Linked DNA regions of Homo sapiens: region 2 is linked to region 1. Evidence: read pairs that join two places in POLR2A ChIA-PET (ENCODE). Cell type or tissue: CD4-positive, alpha-beta T cell. All regions are shown on one strand.

Evidence for each region. Peaks named below come from ENCODE experiments on the same cell type or tissue, not always from the same donor. Only the 100,000 strongest peaks of a DNase experiment are listed, where the experiment ranks them.
Region 2: POLR2A ChIA-PET joins it to region 1 with 10 read pairs; 2 of 35 experiments call an interaction of 5 or more read pairs at or near these places.

The regions. Positions count from the first base shown.
Region 1 is chr15:97,978,980-97,983,979 of GRCh38, reverse strand. No RefSeq gene overlaps it. Among named protein-coding and RNA genes, the nearest start is that of ARRDC4, 21 kb to the right of the region's middle. In CD4-positive, alpha-beta T cell, no CTCF peak of the experiment used is centred here; no DNase peak of the experiment used is centred here.
Region 2 is chr15:98,158,088-98,163,087 of GRCh38, reverse strand. No RefSeq gene overlaps it. Among named protein-coding and RNA genes, the nearest start is that of LINC01582, 72 kb to the right of the region's middle. In CD4-positive, alpha-beta T cell, no CTCF peak of the experiment used is centred here; a DNase peak (open chromatin) is centred at 2,687.

The DNA.
Region 1 (5,000 bases):
AACAGGAGAGAATCATGATATGATTACCTTTAAATGAGATTATTAAGTTTATGTTTCTTCAAAATGTGTAGTAGCTTATAGATGGGGCGTTAAGTGGTTTCTAATATTTTCCTAAGATCTGAGATAAAATACTTCTTTCTAACGTTGTCTTTCATTATCTGTTCATCTGTAGCTGAGTAACACAGAGAGATTCTTCTCCAGGTCTTGCCTCTGAGTGACAGTCTTAAAGGCATCAGTTGTGGTAGTGGGGGCCAGCCATGTTCAGTCACTTAGGCCTTTCCTTCGGTGTGAAAATATCTGGCTGGACCCACAGGAAATGGTTTGAGAGACTAAAGCAAATGGCTTCTGTTTCTTACATCGTTTAAGGAGTCCATGCCCAGATGGCTAAGACAGAGAGGACTGAAGAGGAAGGGTGTCAAGGATGGTACAGCTCCCAGTTACAGATATGGTGGCTTCCACGGAGATCAGGCAGAGTTCTGAGCTTTTGGAAACTACCTGAAAATCTTCCACTAGCTCTCTTTACATGCCTTGGTGACAGCAAGTTCCTGACATTTTTTTTTTTTTTTTTAGATGGTGTCTCAGTCTGTCACCCAGGCTGGAGTGCAGCGGTGTGATCTCGGCTCACTGCAACCTCTGCCTCCCAGGTTCAAGTGATTCTCATGTCTCAGCCTCCCAAGTAGCTGGGATTGCAGCCACCTGTCACCACGCCTAGCTAATTTCTATTGTATTTTTAGTAGAGACGGGGTTTCATCATGTTGGCCAGACTGGTCTCGAACTCATGACCTCAAGTGATCCACCTGCCTCAGTCTCTCAAAGTGCTGGAATTACAGGCGTGAGCCACCATGCCTGGCCCTGCTTGATCATTTTTGAAAAGCAGAAATCCAGGAACAGACCCGAGGGAGTTACAAGGTGTAGAATGTTGAAGGTATTTCTCAAAATGCTATTCCTCTTCTCAATACCAGTTCAGCATTCTCCTCCAGAGATCTGGTGTCTCACACTGCCTTTTGTGCTGTAAAAGCCAAGCCAAATGAGAGGCATTTAAATTATTTCTGTTGCCTAGGAAAGAGAAATATTATCCACAGTAACAAAATCATCAAATTTTATTATGCACAAGTTAGTGCTATATATTTAGGAGTTTTGCTTTAGAGGATATAATTTAGAAAAATGGGACAGCTTTTCATTGGCTTGGAAGTTTCTATTGTCAAAACATATTACCAGGAAAGTACAATACATTGTAAAATTATAAGGAACTGCAATTCAGTCCTATTTTGACTTTATTTATAAAAAAAACAAATTAATAGCAAATGAATAAAACTTTTAAACCATTATCCGGGTAATAATACTAAACAAAACAACTAATAAAACAGCCGCATTCAAACAGCTGTTTAAGGAAGCCCAATGATATTTCATCCATTGTCAAACTTGGCATTTGAGCAGAATAAAGACCAAAGTAAATATTTATTGATTCATGTGAGAATACTGAAAATTTCTCTTTTATAAGTAGAATAAGCAAATAAACCATGATTTATAAAAACCCTGGCTAACTAAAATCAGCTAATGGGTCTATTCAAAAAATTCTTATCATGTAAACTGTGAACTGACAATTATAATTGAAAATTACCAGTTTCTCTATGAATTTAATATACATATAGTTAACCACCTGCTTGACTGTTATACAGAGCCATTTAAACGTGCAAATGGACGTACAAATGTTTGAAGTCTTTTGAACCAAACACATTAATTGCCAGTCTGTGTTAATGGAAACACACAGAATGGATGCCTGCCTCTCTCTGTAATAAATATAAAAATTCCCTGGGCTTCCGAGTCTCCATACTAAGCACACATGGAGGCTTTTTATAGGAAAAGCTCATTTAGAGATTGAACCCCTCAACCCCAACCAAATAGGTAATAAGGAGACAGGAAACATTGTATTGGCCAGATTGACTACAAGCAGACTGCATTCCTCACACTGTTCTGTCCAAGTGGGAGTCCGCAGCCCAGATGGCTACAGAATTGGCAGTGAGAAGTGAGGCAAAGTTCAAAGCAAGCCCAGGGGCACATTTAGTGCCCAGTTTGCTCCCTGTTGATACCTGGGCAGGTGACCTTGTGCTTTTCCTTAATGGCCTGGGGACCCCCATTATGACTTCCCCTGGACCTGTCCTCACCATGCAGTGATCCACAGCTAAGATGCTCTTCCTCCTTAGCAAGATATATCAGCCCCCTGTCCTCTGGCCCGCAGGCCCTGGGTGTTTCAAATAGAAACACAAGGATGGCCTGGGGTGCTCCTCTGCCCAGCCCCCCACTCAGCAGGGGCCACTCAGCAGGGGCCATCAGCTGTCCGAGCTAGGGGCCTCTCTGAGGGCAGGTGGTAGGTCCCTCCTGCAGTCACTTTTCCATGACTCTCTGGCCATTGGGGTGTAGATGGAGGGGGCCCCAGCTTGACTCTGAGCCAGGGCTCAGTGATGTATGTTGATGCCTGGAAAACAGCTGGGGGCCTGTGGGGTCTCAGAAGACCCATCCTAAGGTAAGAGGATGCCAGGGAAGCTAAGCTTGGCTCAATTCCAGAGCTTTAGTGTTCAGAAGGGAGGTGAGACTCTGGATCACCTGATTTTTGTCAGCAGCCCAGTCCTAAGATTGTACATCTGAGTCTTACCCAGAGGAAAATCTGCAAAGGAAAAGGTGAAAACAGCAGTTTCTCTAAAAACAAGGTAATAGGGTGGGGCACAGGAAGCTGTTTTTTTGTGGGGAGCCTCTACAAAACAAAATATAAAATCGACCGGGTGCTGTGGCTCACTCCTGTAACCCCAACGCTTTGGGAGGCTGAGGCCAGTGGATCACTTGAGGCCAGGAGTTCAAAACCAGCCTGGCCAACATGGTGTAACCCTGTCTGTACTAAAAAAAAAAAAAAAAAAAAAAAAATCAGCCAGGCGTGCTGGTGCATGCCTGTAATCCCAGCTACTCAGGGAGGCTGAGGCATGAGAATTGCTTGAACCCGGGAGGCAAAGGTTGCAGTGAGTCAAGATCACACCATTGCACTTCAGCCTGGGCGACAGAGAGAGACTCTGTCTTAAAAAATAAAAATAAAACAAAATATAAAATGAAAAAAATCATTCTTCTTCACTTTCCCCAAATCAATCCTAGCCTGGGATTGTGAAGACTTCAGTGCATTAGAGGTGATGCTAAGGAGTAGCGGAGATTGACTTATTCCTGGAGACTTTTAGGAAATTCTTGGGAGTAGAAGATGGACTTGGCGAGAAGCTGAGATTTTTCAAGATCAAGTTGGGGTAAGAATTAGCAACATGGGGATCTTGTTTTTAATGAACCCAATTCACCTCCACAGGCTGACGATGCCTGGGAACACCCAGACAAGGCGAAGCATGAGTTCAGTATTACCTGTCAGATGTGTTTCTCACCTCCCTGTCGGATGTGTTTCTCGCCTCTGCTGCTGTCTTTCACCTCTGCTTTGCCTGGTTCCATCAGTGCCACACCCAGCCCGGCCTTCAGCTTTACTCTGCAGGGTTGTTTCTGAATGAGCTTTAGGTATTATCAAAAATATTATCCTTTAACCTCAAAGGATAAAGACTCTTCCCTAGTGAAGATATAAGAAGACGAAGCCACAGGTTCTGAGGGCCATTTCGAGAGTGCTCTGGGCATCCTTTGAGCACATTCGCGTCACCTTCCTTTGCAGTTACTCCTCATATGATGAGCATACCACCCGGTCCTGGGATTAGACAGGGAGAAGGGCCCGCTTTCACAGGCCCCAGGCCACTGTTGACAGAGCCGCAGGAAGAAGAAAGAGACCCAGGTCTCTTGGGAAATCAGGTCCTCATTTATTTGTAGGCGAGAGAGATAGAGAGAGAGAGAGAGAGAGCAGAAAATCAAAGACAGCCTGAGAAACATGTCTGTAGCCTCTGACCATGGACACTTTTCCACAGAATACAAGTCCTGAAAAAAATGGTGTGCAAATCATCTGTGGTCTGGTGACCTCTAATCCAGAGCCAGGCCTTGGTCCCTGGCAGCCCCTGTGGGCAGGCCCAGGGCAGGCTGGGCCTCCGCACAGAATGGGGAAGGAGAGGGCACTAGAACTGGGGGAGATGGGAACTGAACCAGCTGTACTGCTGGTCTCTGTGGGGGATGCCATCCAAGTGCCAATGGCCAAAGGGGCCTGAGGTTTCTGGCCCCATCCCAATGTCCTTGTTCGTTTCTGGGAAGACACTCTGCATGGGGACTGTTTAGTGACAGCAGGAGGAATTTAGTGCTAGAAGGCAGCAGGTGAGGGAAGCTTCTTGGAGGACGACAGCTGGTGTCTGTGGATGTGGGGAGCTGGGTTGCCCCAGTAGAAAGAACGAGGGGAAGGTGGTCAACCAAACCCCTTTACCTGGAATTTAGGGGTCCTGGGATGGGGGCTTTCAATGCTAAACCTGGGGAAACCCTGGGCAAACCAGGACAAGCTGGTCCTCTGGGGAAGGCCAAGGAATAGCTGTGGAGGGCATCAGGGCCCTGGCTGGGCAAGAAGAGAGGTGCCAACATCAGCATTGTTTAGGTCTTAAGTCATAAAGCTCCTTCACAAAAATCAGATGCAAAGAAAACCCCAATCCTCCCTCCTTTAACACACACGCACACATACGGGCACACAAACCTACAAAAAAGACAATTTCCTCTTAGTGAGCTTATCTAATGTATACAGCCCTCATTTCTGCTGATAGCAGCCATTTCTGATTTATTCCTTGCTGTAAGAAATTTCTTATACCTTCCTTCCCCTGGGGTTCCTGGTGTTGGAATTGAAGCTTTGGGTCTCCACTAAGTGGGTTGATGTGGAAAGGGCTTCTTCCCAGTACAGGCCCAGTCTTCTGTGTGGGTCATCCAGCCCAGGGGAGGCAATGGGTGAGCAAGGCAAATGCTCAAGTGTCCAGGCTTAGACCAGACTTGGGGCAAGATGACACATTCCAGCTCTCTCCAGCAGCTGCCATGGAGTCTGTGAAGGTACTGTTTATCTTGGA
Region 2 (5,000 bases), 180 kb before region 1:
GAAACCCCGTCTCTACTAAAAATACAAAAAATTAGCCGGGCGCGGTGGCGGGCGCCTGTAGTCCCAGCTACTCGGGAGGCTGAGGCAGGAGAATGGCGTGAACCCGGGAAGCGGAGCTTGCAGTGAGCCGAGATTGCGCCACTGCAGTCCGCAGTCCGGCCTGGGCGACAGAGCGAGACTCCGTCTCAAAAAAAAAAAAAAAAAAAAAAAAAAAAAATCCTGGACTCAGCCAGACTCACAGACACATCAGGACTAGCAGCTGTGGAAAGGAGCTACCCACTCCAGGTCTCCTCCACTCATTCGGACAAGCTGCCTGCAGAAAGGAGCTACCCACTCCAGGTCTCCTCCACTCATTCGGACAACCTGCCTGCAGAAAGGAGCTACCCACTCCAGGTCTCCTGAGAGCTGTTCTGTTGCTCAATGAAGCTCCTCTACGCCTTGCTCACCCTCCAGTTATCCATATTCCTCATTCTTCCTGGACTCTAGACCAGATCTTGGGACCTGCTGAATGGCAGGACTGAAAGAACTGTAGCACAAACAGGGCTGAAACACATCCCCTGCTCGCCAGGTTGCAGGCAATGAGGAGAAGTACTGCAGCTTTTTGGGGAGCCCAGCCCTAGGGGTTCCCTGACCCAGGGCTGACACCCTCTTTGGGGCTCTGTGGTTCCTGGCACCTCCAAGCTTCTGGGAACCACTACATTCCCTCATGCCTGCAGTGGAAGCCACCTGCAGTACACCTGGTCCAGTCACAGCCTTGCAAGGAGCTGGTGCCTGTGTTGGTGCCTGGAGCTGCCTGCCCCGCTGTAGCTGGCATGCCTGGCTGTATGCAGTGGCTGGACCTCATGCTTGCTCACATACCTGTTGCCACTTCATGCCTGGCTCACCCTTGGCAGGTATGGGATCCAGGCTGGTAGCACAAGCCAAGTGCAGCCTGCAGGGACAAGTGGGCAGAATGAATGCAGTGGGCCCAGGCAAACTCAGGAAAGGTACCACCAGCCACATAGGTTTCCACCTGGAAAAGCAACACCCTAAGGATCCTGTGACACAGTAACTTGCCCAAGGTCAAGCCCCGGAATGTACAATGTCCAGGATTAGAACTTCTGTCTTTCCAAACCCAATTCCTATTCTTGCCCCACTGCAATGCTCTAAGTCTGAGCAAGCCATTTAATAAAAGACGGCCTTTTGAAAAAAAGTTCAAAGAAATCAGGGGCCTAGTGGAAGCCGGGATTGTTCGATGATGACTTTCAATTTTACCTGCTCCTCTCATGGCCCAAGCCTTTGGTGAGTCAAAGATGTCAGCTCTGCTTGATCAGTGGCCCTAAGTGCAACGTATTGGTTCACAAATGTAGCTCCTGGGGGTCTGAGGCAGAAGCTGATGAGATCCGTGTGTAGCCCAGTTGGTGTGCTGGGAAATCTTGTTGTTTCCAGCTCTAAAGAACAGAGAGACCTGGAGAAAATACTTTACCTGACTGCCACCTTTTTTTTTTTCAAACCTGTAAATTCAGGGGTCTAGGCTAGAGGGTCTTTAAGGCTCTCTTTTGCTTGGAGACTATTTGTAGCATTACAGTCGTGTGCCAAATAGTGATGTTTCCATCAACGACAGACTACATTTACAATGGTGGTCCCACAAGATTTAATACTGTATGCTATGCTTAGATACACAAATACCACGAGTTACAATTGCCCATAGTATTTAGTGCAGTAACATGCTCTACAGGTTTGTAGCCTAGGAGCAATAGGTCATACCATACATCCCAGGTGTGTAGTAGGCTCTACCACCTAGCTTTGTGTAAGTGCACTCTATAATATTTGCACAACAGTGAAATCACTGAAGGCCACATTTTCCAGAATGTATCCCCGTTGTTAAGTGATGTGTGGTTGCTTTTAGTAATTCCTCCAACCACTACAGTACAGCCACTCTCTGCATATCAAACTGACATTTTTCTTTACTTCTTTTTGTGATCTTAATTGTGTGATCTTCATATTGGCTAGTTCTTTAAGAGCAGCGGTTAAAATCCCTATTTTCATGAGCCCCAGTGATGAGAGATTTATATTTGAAACCAATCTCTCTTTTCACTAACCAAAAAGTGTCAGTTATCCCCATATAAAAATACCGATGAGTCGGATTAACTGTCCACAAGTGCTTCCCAAACTCATTCCCATACAACCATGAAGCAGAGAGTGGAGCTGCCGTAGCATTTACAAAGCAGGAGCTGACACTAGGCATATTTGAACACCATGAGATATGGTATCACTGGGGACAGAGAGTGAGTTTAGTTAATAATGAATGGCATATCCCATAAAATACCATTACACAGTGTTCAGGGCGCAAGAATGATGACATAATTATTAGGAGACTGGGAGATTAAGATATAATTTAAAAAAACATGACAGGGGAGGGTGTAATTGGGGAGACAAAATACACAGGAAGTTTGTAATTTACATGTCAAAATACCTTTTTCATGTTTTGATTGGATTAGACGCTGCCTTTCCACTCCATTTATCCTGGCTTCAATTAGAGGCAGCCAAAATGACATCTCACGTTCATATTCTTGACACACGCTGCTCATGGGCACCTTCTAATGCTAACCGACAGGAAGGGGAAAGGGAAACTCGGTTTTGCCTCTGTCCTGCACTTTTTACTTAACCCCTAATTTGTTTCTAAATGAGCCTGTCACTGCGGTTCACGAGGCTTTGTGCACAGGATGTGGCAGCCTGGTCTTGGAGGAAGCTCCCCGTCATAACTTGATGTGCTCCAGCCCTCCCCTGAGGGCCTGCTGGGAGACTCTAAAACTGGGCAGGAGAGCAGCAGTTTCCTTTTGGAAGAGGATGGGGTGAAGACACATGTGAGGAGCCATGCCACATCATCAGCGTCAAGTATTCATGGTGTCAGTGACCATCAAGCACGTCTCCCCATACCTGAGGATGTGGGGCGGCAGATGCTCCCTGTGATGGTTAATTTCAGATGTCAGCTTGGCTGGTCTTGCAGTGCCGGATAGCTGGTAAAACGTGATCCCTGGATGTGTCTGTGAAGGTATTTCCAGGAGAGATTAGTTTGGAATCAGTAGATTGAGTAAAGAAGATCTCTCTCACCCATGTTTGTAGGTATCATGTAATCATTTGAGGGCCTGAATAGAAAAAAAAAAAGTGGAGGAAGATCAAATTTACACTCCCTGCTTGAGCTGGGACATCCATTTTCTCCAGCCTGTGGACATCAGAGCTCCTCGTTCCTGGGCCTTTAGACCTTTCCCTGGTTATCAGGCCTTTGAATTCAGGCTGAATTAGACCACTGGTTCTTCTGGGTCTCCAGCCTGCACACAGCATATCATAGAACTTCTTGGTTTCCATAATTGCATGAGCCAATTCATAATAAATCTCCTATGCATGTATCTATATCTCCTACTGGCTCAGTTTCTCTGGAGAACCCTGACTAATTCACTCCCCTTATTTCCCTTTGTTCCTTTCCTCCTGGCATTTACCTTGAGGCATCCTGCATACAGTCAGTGGGGCCAAATCCTAAGGTTTTCATTTGCTTTGAATTTCTGGTACCTCCTTTTCTTGGAGAGTTGACAGGCCAAGGCCCATCTGAAAACCATCAGTGAAGTATTTACCTCGATTTTCTTTTACTTCTGCAAGTAACGTATCTACCTACCTGAAGGCATGAAGTACCCAGCTGGCAATTATAATTACCTGCAAGGTGAAAGATATGATTATATTCTCACATATTTGACATAAGACCTTATGCTTTGCTTGTATCATCTTGACACTTTACTTAGATGCAGTGATGCTCCATCTAGATACATTTCAATATATATTGGCAACAAGCATCCATTTAAGACCTTATATATTAGGAGTGACTGATGAACATACGCCCTTCTACCACTTATCATATGCTGGGCTGCTCTTTTAAGGAGCAAGACTTGGCTTAAACATGAGACCAAACAAGTGTTACCTGGTAAAAGTGACGGGCTCTTCCCTCCAGCTGCTCTCTCAGTTCCTTTTACAGATCCTGTTTCCTGATCTTTGATCATCAGTTTTAAATAGGACATTATTCATTTGGGTCACTGAGTGGTCAATTGGAGAAAGCTATTAAGATGATCAAAATAAATGGACCTTATAATGGGGTTGTTCAATATTCTGGGAAGGCTGCAGAGTGAAAAGATTTTGAACAGGCTGATTTTGAATTCTCTTCTGCCATTTACTAATTGTGCTACCTTCAACTAGACACATCCTTCCTGAGCCTTAGTTTCCTCATCTGCACGTTGGAGATAATAGTAGTCTAACTTAACATTGTTTAAATGATCAAATGAAATGAAGCATCTTAAATGCTTGTCAGGAAACTTGGCATAACAGAGTATTTGGTAAAGGTTAACAGTTACTTTTTCTTTGTTTTTCAGCCACATGTTCTGACAGTTTCTGTTCATCTGTTTGCTCACGCTGTACTTGGCACTGCCTTCATCCCTAGTCCCAGAGGACAGCCTTTAGCAGATGGGTTTTCTTTCTTTATTGAGAACTTTCCTCACATGTTCATGGTTTCCACCTTTTTATGGCCTCTAATCTGCCAGGAGGGCAACTCAGTACCCATGTCACTGTGATAATATAAATAGATGCCTAGGAAAAAATTACATCATTTGAAGAAAGTGTAGCAGTATTGCATTAAACCAGGCTTTGGAAACATCTGAAATTTCTGACTGAAGAGTAGCAGGGATTCGCAAAACTTGGGGTACTCAGATACCACCCAGGTGTCCCCAGAGAGATCACATACCTCCTCTGGCCAGTGGAGACAGACTAAATTTAACCCTAGAACTTAGTCCCAGCAAACCTTCTAACCTCACACCGTGAGTCTGTCCTGAGCCCCTCTACCTCCAGGTTCCCTGCCTTAGACCGTAATGGAAAAAGGCCCAATACATCAGCTTGATGAGGTTTCTGAGATCGTGTAATAATCTTCATGATCTCTTGGGTGCAAAGATGAGAGCTGGTCTGCACCACCACACAGGGCA